3 separate regions of the Mus musculus genome follow, and all the other regions are linked to region 1. A link is a contact called in ENCODE Hi-C data. All regions are on one chromosome and are shown on one strand. The core of a region is the stretch at or near the end of the contact, and the rest is flanking DNA. Distances in the headings are between cores, read along the strand shown.

Evidence for each region. Hi-C counts contacts between places; a loop is a spot of excess contacts on that map.
Region 2: a loop to region 1 is called in a map of T-helper 17 cell, with 98 times the contacts of the local background. The contact joins the promoter of Vmn2r40 here to the promoter of 2200002J24Rik in region 1. A Hi-C loop is called at or near these places in 3 of 37 maps with a recorded cell type or tissue (T-helper 1 cell and T-helper 17 cell).
Region 3: a map of T-helper 17 cell shows a loop between it and region 1 (63-fold over the local background). The contact joins the enhancer-like site here to the promoter of 2200002J24Rik in region 1. A Hi-C loop is called at or near these places in 1 of 37 maps with a recorded cell type or tissue (T-helper 17 cell).

The regions. Positions count from the first base shown.
Region 1 is chr7:30,697,294-30,700,441 of GRCm38, forward strand. It overlaps 2200002J24Rik (RIKEN cDNA 2200002J24 gene), which reads left to right and starts at 1,633. Exons shown (of 4, transcript NM_026961.2): 1 at 1,633-1,693; 2 at 2,264-2,315; 3 at 2,480-2,687; 4 at 2,953-3,148. The coding sequence starts at 2,490. The coding sequence ends at 3,087.
Region 2 is chr7:8,929,923-8,932,702 of GRCm38, forward strand. Vmn2r40 (vomeronasal 2, receptor 40) reads right to left here and starts at 1,480. Exons shown (of 6, transcript NM_001105072.1): 1 at 1,284-1,480. The coding sequence starts at 1,480.
Region 3 is chr7:144,667,884-144,670,837 of GRCm38, forward strand. Ano1 (anoctamin 1, calcium activated chloride channel) reads right to left here. Exons shown (of 26, transcript NM_178642.6): 3 at 1,460-1,792. Among named protein-coding and RNA genes, the nearest start is that of Ano1, 69 kb to the right of the region's middle. Within about 2 kb of position 1,561, at least 1 of the 3 ENCODE cell types and tissues checked has a DNase peak (open chromatin) inside an H3K27ac peak, as active enhancers do.

The sequences.
Region 1 (3,148 bases), core at 383-2,882:
TACCCATTTCTTAAAAATAGACATTGTTTAGAACTAAAAAGTCCCACCTCAGTTTCCCCAAATGACCGAGAAATACCCCAAGCCTTATTCGAACTAACCAACCAGCTCGCTTCTCGCTTCTGTAACCGCGCTTTTTGCTCCCCAGCCCCAGCCCTATAAAAAGGGTAAAAACTCCACACTCGGCGCGCCAGTCCTCCGATAGACTGCGTCGCCCGGGTACCCGTGTTCCCAATAAAGCCTCTTGCTGTTTGCATCCGAATCGTGGTCTCGCTGGTCCTTGAGAGGGTCTCCTCAGATTGATTGACTACCCACGTCGGGGGTCTTTCACATGTTCTGGGTTGATACACTACAGTTAACAAGAACAGTTAGATAGTATAGAACTGCAGAAGCCAAAAAGCAAGGTTAGTATGTTTAGAGACCTCCCTGGTAAGATGGGCTTTGACAGATGGTGTTGCCTGTGGTACTTCCATCATGGAGTCAGTTGGGCTAAGGTCTGGGGCCCTGTTACAGAAGTTTGGCATAACAATTCGTCTTAGATATGAATCTTGTGTACCCCGTATGGCTTGCAAACGTCATTGACAACTACAATTGCATTCCTCCTGGCAACTGGCATCATATTGTTTCTGATAAGGGTATAAAAAGACAGATTGCTTGCGATAAACTTGTTTCAACTTCAGTCTTGGTGAGACCCCTCCAACCTGGCCTGGTTTTAATTCCCACTGAGATTATCAGGAGACCTAGTAAGGGCTGAGGCTTACCTCCCCCTAGACTTGTTTACTCTTTGACTGCTGGGGAAGGGCTCTCAAGAGTCTTCCAAGTTTTGGTTCTCTCAGGCCATGTGAGCTTCTATTTGCCTCCCAAAACTCAAGAGCCCTGGTTCCTTCCAGGAGTGAATCCTTTAGTTGGGAAAAACTACTACTGTTCAGTGCCTCACAACTGGCAGAATTAACACCAGCAGGGCCAGCATCAGCTGCTCTTCACAAGGCCACAGACAGAAAGCAGAAGTTATAATTGTAAACTAAAGCTGGAGAATGACCTTCAAAGGTCCGCCTCTAGAGACTTACTTCCGCTTGCCAGGTCCCACGTCCTTCACAAAGCACCACAAAGCCGGGGACCAAGTGCTCAAAATTCGAGCTGGGGGAGGGGAGCATTTAAAATTCAAACCATAACACATTTGGCTCACAGTTAATTTTATTAGTTCATTTGATTTTTTTTTTCCTTTCTCTCATTCATGAACATTGAACTCTGGGAGAGCCAGGGTCTTGTTGGCCTGACTCACTGTGTGACCCTGTGTCCTGGTCCAGCCTGGGCGTACATCTCCGGATGTTACCATGATGTGATCAGCCACGCTGTTCTAATAGCTCATGTTCAGCCTGGGAGTGAGACCCATACACTGGACAGTGAGTTAGTTCATGTGCTGGGTGTGACGGTAACAAAAAAGGGCCATCAGCTGTAAGCCAGGCTCCGGGCTCAAAGCAGCGAACTCAAGAGCATGGAAAAAAAAAGGTGTGGCTGGATAATGCCCCTTATAGACATTGAACCAATCAGATTTAAGCACTGGAGGCACACCCACTGGACAGTGGCCAATCATAATGAAGTGGGGGGCGCTAGCGAGACCACGCCCAGTGACTCAGATTGCCAAGGCCATCTCAGGGACTGAGGAGTGAAGAGAAGACCTACAGACCTTGAGTTGGTAATGATTAGTTATGGACAATGAGGGAGGAAAGTGTGTGTGTGTGTGTGTGTGTGTGTGTGTGTGTGTGTGTGTGTGAGAGAGAGAGCGAGAGAGAGAGACAGAGAGACAGAGACAGAGACAGAGAGAGAGAGAGAGAGAATAGGATTTAAAAGAAGGAAAAGTAATTGAGAACGATAGGGAGGGGATTCTAAGGGGCCAGCAAAACTAGTCCATAGGATCATGAAGGTGTGGTGGACTCCAGATGGTGCCCTATCCCTGGCTTAGGATAGCATCATCTGTGTTTTATGCTTCATTTGGCTTGTCAGGTCCTTTATTTTTTCTTTCGATTGTAGGGATTGAGCTCAGATGCTTGCAAAGCTGTACCTCTGAGCCACACCTCCAGCCCCTCATTGGTGGATTTTAGGCAAGGGTTCTAATGGTGTTGCTCATGCCCCCAGCCCCTTCTTGCTACTGCCAGAGTCACATTCTCAGCTACTCATGAACAAATGGCTACTCATAGCCATATGTTTTACCACTGGGAGAAATTTTCAGCCTCTTTTTAATTTTAATTTCTTTTCTTTGAGGCAGGGTCTTCTTACAAAGTGGCTCAGGCTGCCCTTCAACACATTTTGTAGTCCAGGTGGGTCTTGAACTTCCAACCCTCCTTACTCATTCCGCTGAGCATATGGGATTGACAGACTACCAGGCCACTAGGCCTGCTCTGGCCCTCTTTTCTTGGGAGCTCAGGTGCCCCCCCTTTACCCTCTGTGTACAGCTTTTATTCACCCAGAACCTCCTCCTTAGGCCAAGATCCATGGGGGTTGGGACCAAAATCAAGAACCTGGAAGCCCAGATCGCATCAGTGCAACCGGCCTATCAGAGATTGCCCAGGTCAGAGACAGTCATGCTGATTGCCTTGCCTGCCCCAGCGAAGGATTACCTCTGTCTGTCCATCACAGCCTTCTGCTTCTGCATCCTGCTGGCGATTCCAGCCCTGCTGTTCTCCCTTAAGGTGGGTACCACCCAGCTTCTGGTCTTCTCCCTCAGCAGCCTCTTCATGTCCCACAGGGGCATCTCCCTCCCTTCTCACCACCTGGCTGTGTGCCCCTTCTGCTTCCCTCGACTCCTGGGTCCTCGCCTCCACTCACTCATCCTGTGTCCCTCCTGGTTACTTCTTCCTCACCCTCCAGTCCTGATATCGGATTCTCCGGGGATGCCCCTCTCTTCACCCATTTCCTTCTGGGAACCATCTTGCTTGTTTGCCTTCACCTCCACAGACCCGGGAAGCCAACTCTGTTGGAGATTGGAGGCGAGCCCAGAGGAACTCCACGCTGGCCTTGGGCTTCGGTGTCTCCAGCATCCTTGTGGGATGCATTTTGATGGCCAGCTCTATTAGATTAATTAGTCTTTGAAACAGAGGGTATGACAACCCTCCTGAAGGCTCACCTCATTCAGGGAGTTCCAATCATTCTT
Region 2 (2,780 bases), core at 230-2,729, about 22 Mb before region 1:
ACACACACACACAAACACACACACACACACACAAATCTTAATTAAAATTATACTAATATACAAAATAAATTTGAGAGTAGACGTTGTGCAATGCTCAAACTACTACCTATAACTTAAATTTAGGAAACATCAGTGTAGCCTAGTTGTCTAAAGGCTGTGTTTTAAAACAATGATCAGCAATCCACAAAAATTGGTGTTGTTACCAAGTTGGTAAAATATGCACTAATATTTACTAAAATTATTGAAATAAGTCCCACAAGATTTAGATATTTTAAAAGGGTCAGGGATTAACCAACTCATAAATGAATGGAGAAGACATTTTTCTTAAATAATGACAAAAAACTAATAGAAAGCTCCTGTATCACTGTCCTCAAACGTTACAACTATCCCACAATACAATTGTCACCCATGCCAGTGACAAGGGACATAAGCAGTCACCACTGTTATTGATAGCCTGCCTATTCAAAGAATGTAATCATATCATTGGATTCCATATGTTCCAAATATGGTTTACTCTAAAGAGAGAGTGCCCAATTGAACTTTGCAAAACATAAAAGTCAGTGACTGTACATAAATAGTGTGAAGTACGAAGCCACAGTGCTTTTGGATTTTATCTTTTAAAACACTTCAATGTTTTGACCCCAAATGAGCTAAATATTCCTTGCTCATATACATACAAAGATATCCATCCAGGCATTCATATGAAGTAGGAATTTCTGAGTGTAAGTATCTTCTCTTTCCAAAACTGATGAAGTTTTAGAAGTCAATAAGTGACAACATGCAATGACTTTGAGACATAAGTTTGTATGTATGTAAAGTTTTTGACAACTATATGTGCCATGAATATTACTGGAACCAGAATATGCTCTAGGAGCAGCACACTTATGGAAGGACTGTCAGCAGAATTTATGACCATTTATTTACATGTACTTTGGATAAAACATAATGCAATATTACAGGATCAATTTCAATAAGTCATCTCTGTCTACAGTGCAATATAAAGTGTCAAAAGGTGGGCTTTATGTTAAAGATCAATGTAGATAATCCTTTATTCCATAGCTTCCAACCTTTAAATTAGAAGAAACCTGGAGTAAAACCAAAACCTCAACTGGATTAATTAAATGGAGAATATAGGATTAAATCTGTAAAAGAATTAAGGTTGTTTCTCGGAGGTCAGACTTAGCACCAGGACAGAAGACTCAAGAATTTGCCTAATCTTCATCCTCAGAGCACTCAAGAAATATTGATGTTCTCATTTCATTTTAAAATACAAATTTACTTACAGAAAATTAAGAGTCTTGTTGAAATAATCTTTTTCAGTGGGTGTCTGAACTGCTGCCAGGATGAAAGCACAACTTAATCCCAAATATTCATCCATTATTTCATCCAAATTTATTCTCCAAAAGCACCTGGGACCAATGAAATTGGCCATGAGAAGTGTAATATTAAGGAGGAAGAAGACTCTCATGAAAATGAACATCTTTTTCCTGCCTTGTTGATTGTGAAGTGCCATGCATATCAGCACATCAGATTTCTACCAGTTTTTATTTCTTTGTGCAAAGGTGAGGTTTATTGCATATTCATGACTCATTTTATTTTTAGGTTTCTCCTGAGCCCTGGAAGAAACTTAAATACTTTCTTCCCTGGGGCTCTGCAACTGGTGTCCACAGCCCATATAATAAACACATGTACGTAAATACTTAGGAGTATGAATCATTCTCAGTCTCCATGATATCATTCATGTTTGTGAATCTGTGGAAGGAAGCCCCTGTGTTCAAATTTAGTCCTTGGAAAGTTTCAACAATTTGATTATGTGAACACAGTCAGAAATGATGTCAGTGGATTGTATCACATTATTCACAGTGAGACATCCAGTAATAGCAAAACTGGAGCTACTGAGGACTCACAGGACACTTTATTACACAGTCCAAGTCATGCAGAGGCAGACTCATGTTTACAGTCACTGAGATCCACAGATCATGTAGAGTGTGGACTATGTCACTAAGTGACAGAAATATCTAAACAAGACCTGTGCTTCCATTATCTTGAGAATATATAAACAGATCAAATCCCAAGTATAGGTAATCAAGCTCTATCTGAAATCATACATTTCTTCACATATCCACAGTTAATTTACATGGTAAAGATTTAGATTTAAAGGCTCAACAAGACCCAGAAAATATGCCATGCTTTGTTCTTTATTTCCAATAGTACATAAAGTCACTCCACTTTCCAAAAATTATTTAGTAATGAAAAAAAATCACGTTAATATTTGGGTTCCAAACCATTATCTCCCTTCCACGTTCTCAATTTTTTTCAACTTAATATCCTAGGCTGATGCATCTATTCTACATTACATATTTTTTACTACATTGTTTTTTGTCATTTTACATTGAGGTAGTGGCTTTTAAGGAATCTTATTTACAAATATCTATTAAATATCTTAGAAACAAATACTGACTGTGACGGGACACTGTGGTTCAATGTGTAAACTTTTCCTGTACATCTAAAAAAATCTATTAAATATTTAAAAAAAAATAGTGACTGTGATGGGACTTTGTGGTTCAATGTGTAAACCTTTCCTGTACATTCTCTACCCATGTATATTTGGTTGCAGTATAGAGTCAACAGTGGCAATCTGAGAGTTTACTGAATATTGTTCACTCATAAACCTGTTCCATTGGATTTGGACTGGAAACAAGAAGAGGTTATATAGGCAGTTCATCAGTATGGGGAATGATATGCTCCATTTTAAGTCAGAGTGACACAAACAAGTTTAG
Region 3 (2,954 bases), core at 311-2,810, about 110 Mb after region 1:
CAGACTCCCAGCCTTTGAAAGACCCTCTCCTTCCTCCAGGGATAAAATGACATGTACAATAAACTCTGCATGGCAGCAGTGTGTTCCAAAAGCCCCTGGTGGCCTGAGTGGACAAGGAGAAAGCCTGACACAGCCCTGTTCAAAGTGATCTTCGATTACCCAGGTTCTAGCTGCCAACCTTGGAGTCAAGGACCTCTGAGTCACCAGGCGGTGGTGGTGCACGCCTTTAATCCCAGCACTTGGGAGGCAGAGGCAGGCGGATTTCTGAATTCGAGGCCAGCCTGGTCTACAAAGTGAGTTCCAGGGCAGCCATGGCTATAGAGAGAAAAAACCTGTCTCAAAAAAACCCCCCAAAAAAGGACCTCTGAGTCTTTGCCAGCTTCAAACCATTGCTGCCCGACCCCTCTATTTCCTCATGCACCCCAGGAACTGCCACAGGAAAAAGCAGAGTGGATCTGCAAGGGGAAGCTGACCCAAGAAGGTGAACAATACCCCAAGTTACACTGGGTGATATTCTCAGTGGGTGTGTACAGGTGCACGTGTGCATGTGTGTGTGTGTAGGTCAGAGGACAAATTAAACTGTCATTCCTCAGGTAATATCCATCCTTAGGTCTTGGATTACAAGTGTGTCCACTAAGCCTGGCTTTTTACATGGGTTCTGGGGACCAAATTCAGGTCCTTGAGCTTGCAAGGCAAGCTCCTTAGCCACGGGGCTGTCTCTCCAGCCCCTCCTTTTAATTATTAAACAGTTTCTTGCTAAGTAGCTCAATCCTCCTGCTAGTCCGATTACAAGAATTACACTTGCCCATTTCACTTACAAAGCAGGGGCTTTTCCCCACATCCTCTTGTCCAGTGAGAGGGTAAGATGTCAACCAGGAAGCACACAGCAATTGGCTGAGTGGTTAAAAGTTGCAATGATTTGAGCCACTCTCTGCAGCTGCCAGAGACAGTGGATCCTTTGTTCTTCCCAGAACCCTAGCAAAACTTCTAGACTTCCTGAACACAATGTTACAGAGATGTGGGTTTCAGAGCAGGGACCCCAAGATTCTACAGACCAATCCAATCTCTTCTTCACAGGTTGAGAAACTGAGGCTCAGAGAAGGCTGAGGACATCCAGGAGAAACCCCAGAATGGCTCCACACTCTGCACCTCTGACCCAGCAAATCTTCCCATGCCGGGCACTGAGCAGAGGCAGGAAATGGTCTGACCTCAAGGTCACAGTCACGGCTCGCTCTGCCCCAGGCAGATGAGGTTGCTGGAGGAGGAGGCTGGCTTGGGACTTCTCAGAACTGTTTAGAAGCCATTTCTAGCCCACTATAGACGCAAGAGCAGAGCTAAAGGTGACCAGCCCCCCCCCCGCGTCCCCACCTTCACTCCCACCCCCACCCCACCTTCTGCAAACAGACCTGCCCAGCCCATGTCCACCTGGCATCCCCAGACAACGTGAAGCCACACTCACATCCTCGTCATTCTCCAACTCCAGGCCTGCCTCCAACAGGTTGCCCTCATATTCCTCCCGTCTGAAGCGTTTGTCATCTTCATGGTAATCCATGGGGACTTCCGGTGAGCCTGCATCCACAGGGCTCCCCTTCCCGGGAAGGGGCTGGTCCTGCCTGACGCTGCGGGTCCCCAGGACCATGTCATTTTGTAGTCCCCTCCTGGCCAGAGTCCTGCTCCCTGAGGCTCTCTTGTGATGGTATACCAAGATGTAGTCCACCTTCCGTTTGCCATCCCTGAAGTATAGTCCATACTTGCATTCGGCGTCGGGGTCCACGGACAGAGAGTTCAGCAACTGTGAGGCAAGAAAGAGAGACGTGTTCAGTGTGGAGTGGTTCTCCAGGGGTCTCCCCTGGTAACGTGCTTCAAGGTGGGTGTCATACTCATCCATGTTCCCGGTCACTCAACAAACACGCCAGGGTTCATAGTCCCACTTGTTGGAGACAGATATAATCTCTGATACAACATGTTTATTCATGCCTGCATCCACTTCCTCCTCACTGACCCATGTGTTCAGTGCAAACACACAGCAGATTACTTATTTTTCCTTTTCCTGTGTGTATGTGTACATCCCTGTACTTGCATATGTGGGCAGAAGTTGTAAGTCAACAAGAGCCTCTCTTGGTTTCATGTATCTTTTTAAGGTTTATTTTTATGTGTGGAGTGCTTGCCTGAAGGTATGTGTGTGTACCATGAGCATGCAGTGTCTGTGGAAGCCAGAAGAGGGCACTGGATCCCCTGAAACTGGGTTACAGAGGGTTGTGATTCTCCACCTGAATGCTGGGCACAGAGTTCACAGGTCCTTTACCCACCGAGCCATCTCTCAAGCTTATCTTCCTTGTTTTTTGAGACAGGGTCTTCCACTGAACCCGGATCTCTCCCATTAGGCTGGTTGGCCAGTGAGCCTAGCATCCCTCTTGTCTGTACCTCCATAGCATGGGGATTGTAAGTATGTCCATCCTCATGCCCAGCTTTTAAATGTAGGTGCTGAGGATCCAAGCTCAGGTACTCATGCCTGTGTGGCAAGCCACCCCTAGCCCTACTGTACCATAGCATATGAGACTTGAGCATCTGTGGGTTTCAGTATCTGAGGGATCTAGAACCACTACTGTGCCATACCGAGGGACAGCTACCCCTATAGATGCCCACTGTGAGCCAGACCCAGTCCCACGGACTGAAGTATGTAGAAGACGAAGTGACTGACCTCTAGGAGGAGGCCTTTGTCTCCCTTAAGGATGCCAAGTTGTGCCTGGTTACCAACAGGGCCTCCTGCTCTTTGGATGGGAAGGTCCTGTCTGACTCCTGGCAAAAATCTGCTGTAAAATCCCTGAAGCAGAAGCCCTATGAAGGAGGTGGTCCATATGCACAGGGCAGAGCCCGAGGCAGGGCAGAACTGCATTCAGCTCTCTGCAAGCATTGTCTCCCTCTGGCAGCCAGCATCCAGGCAGCATGGTGGT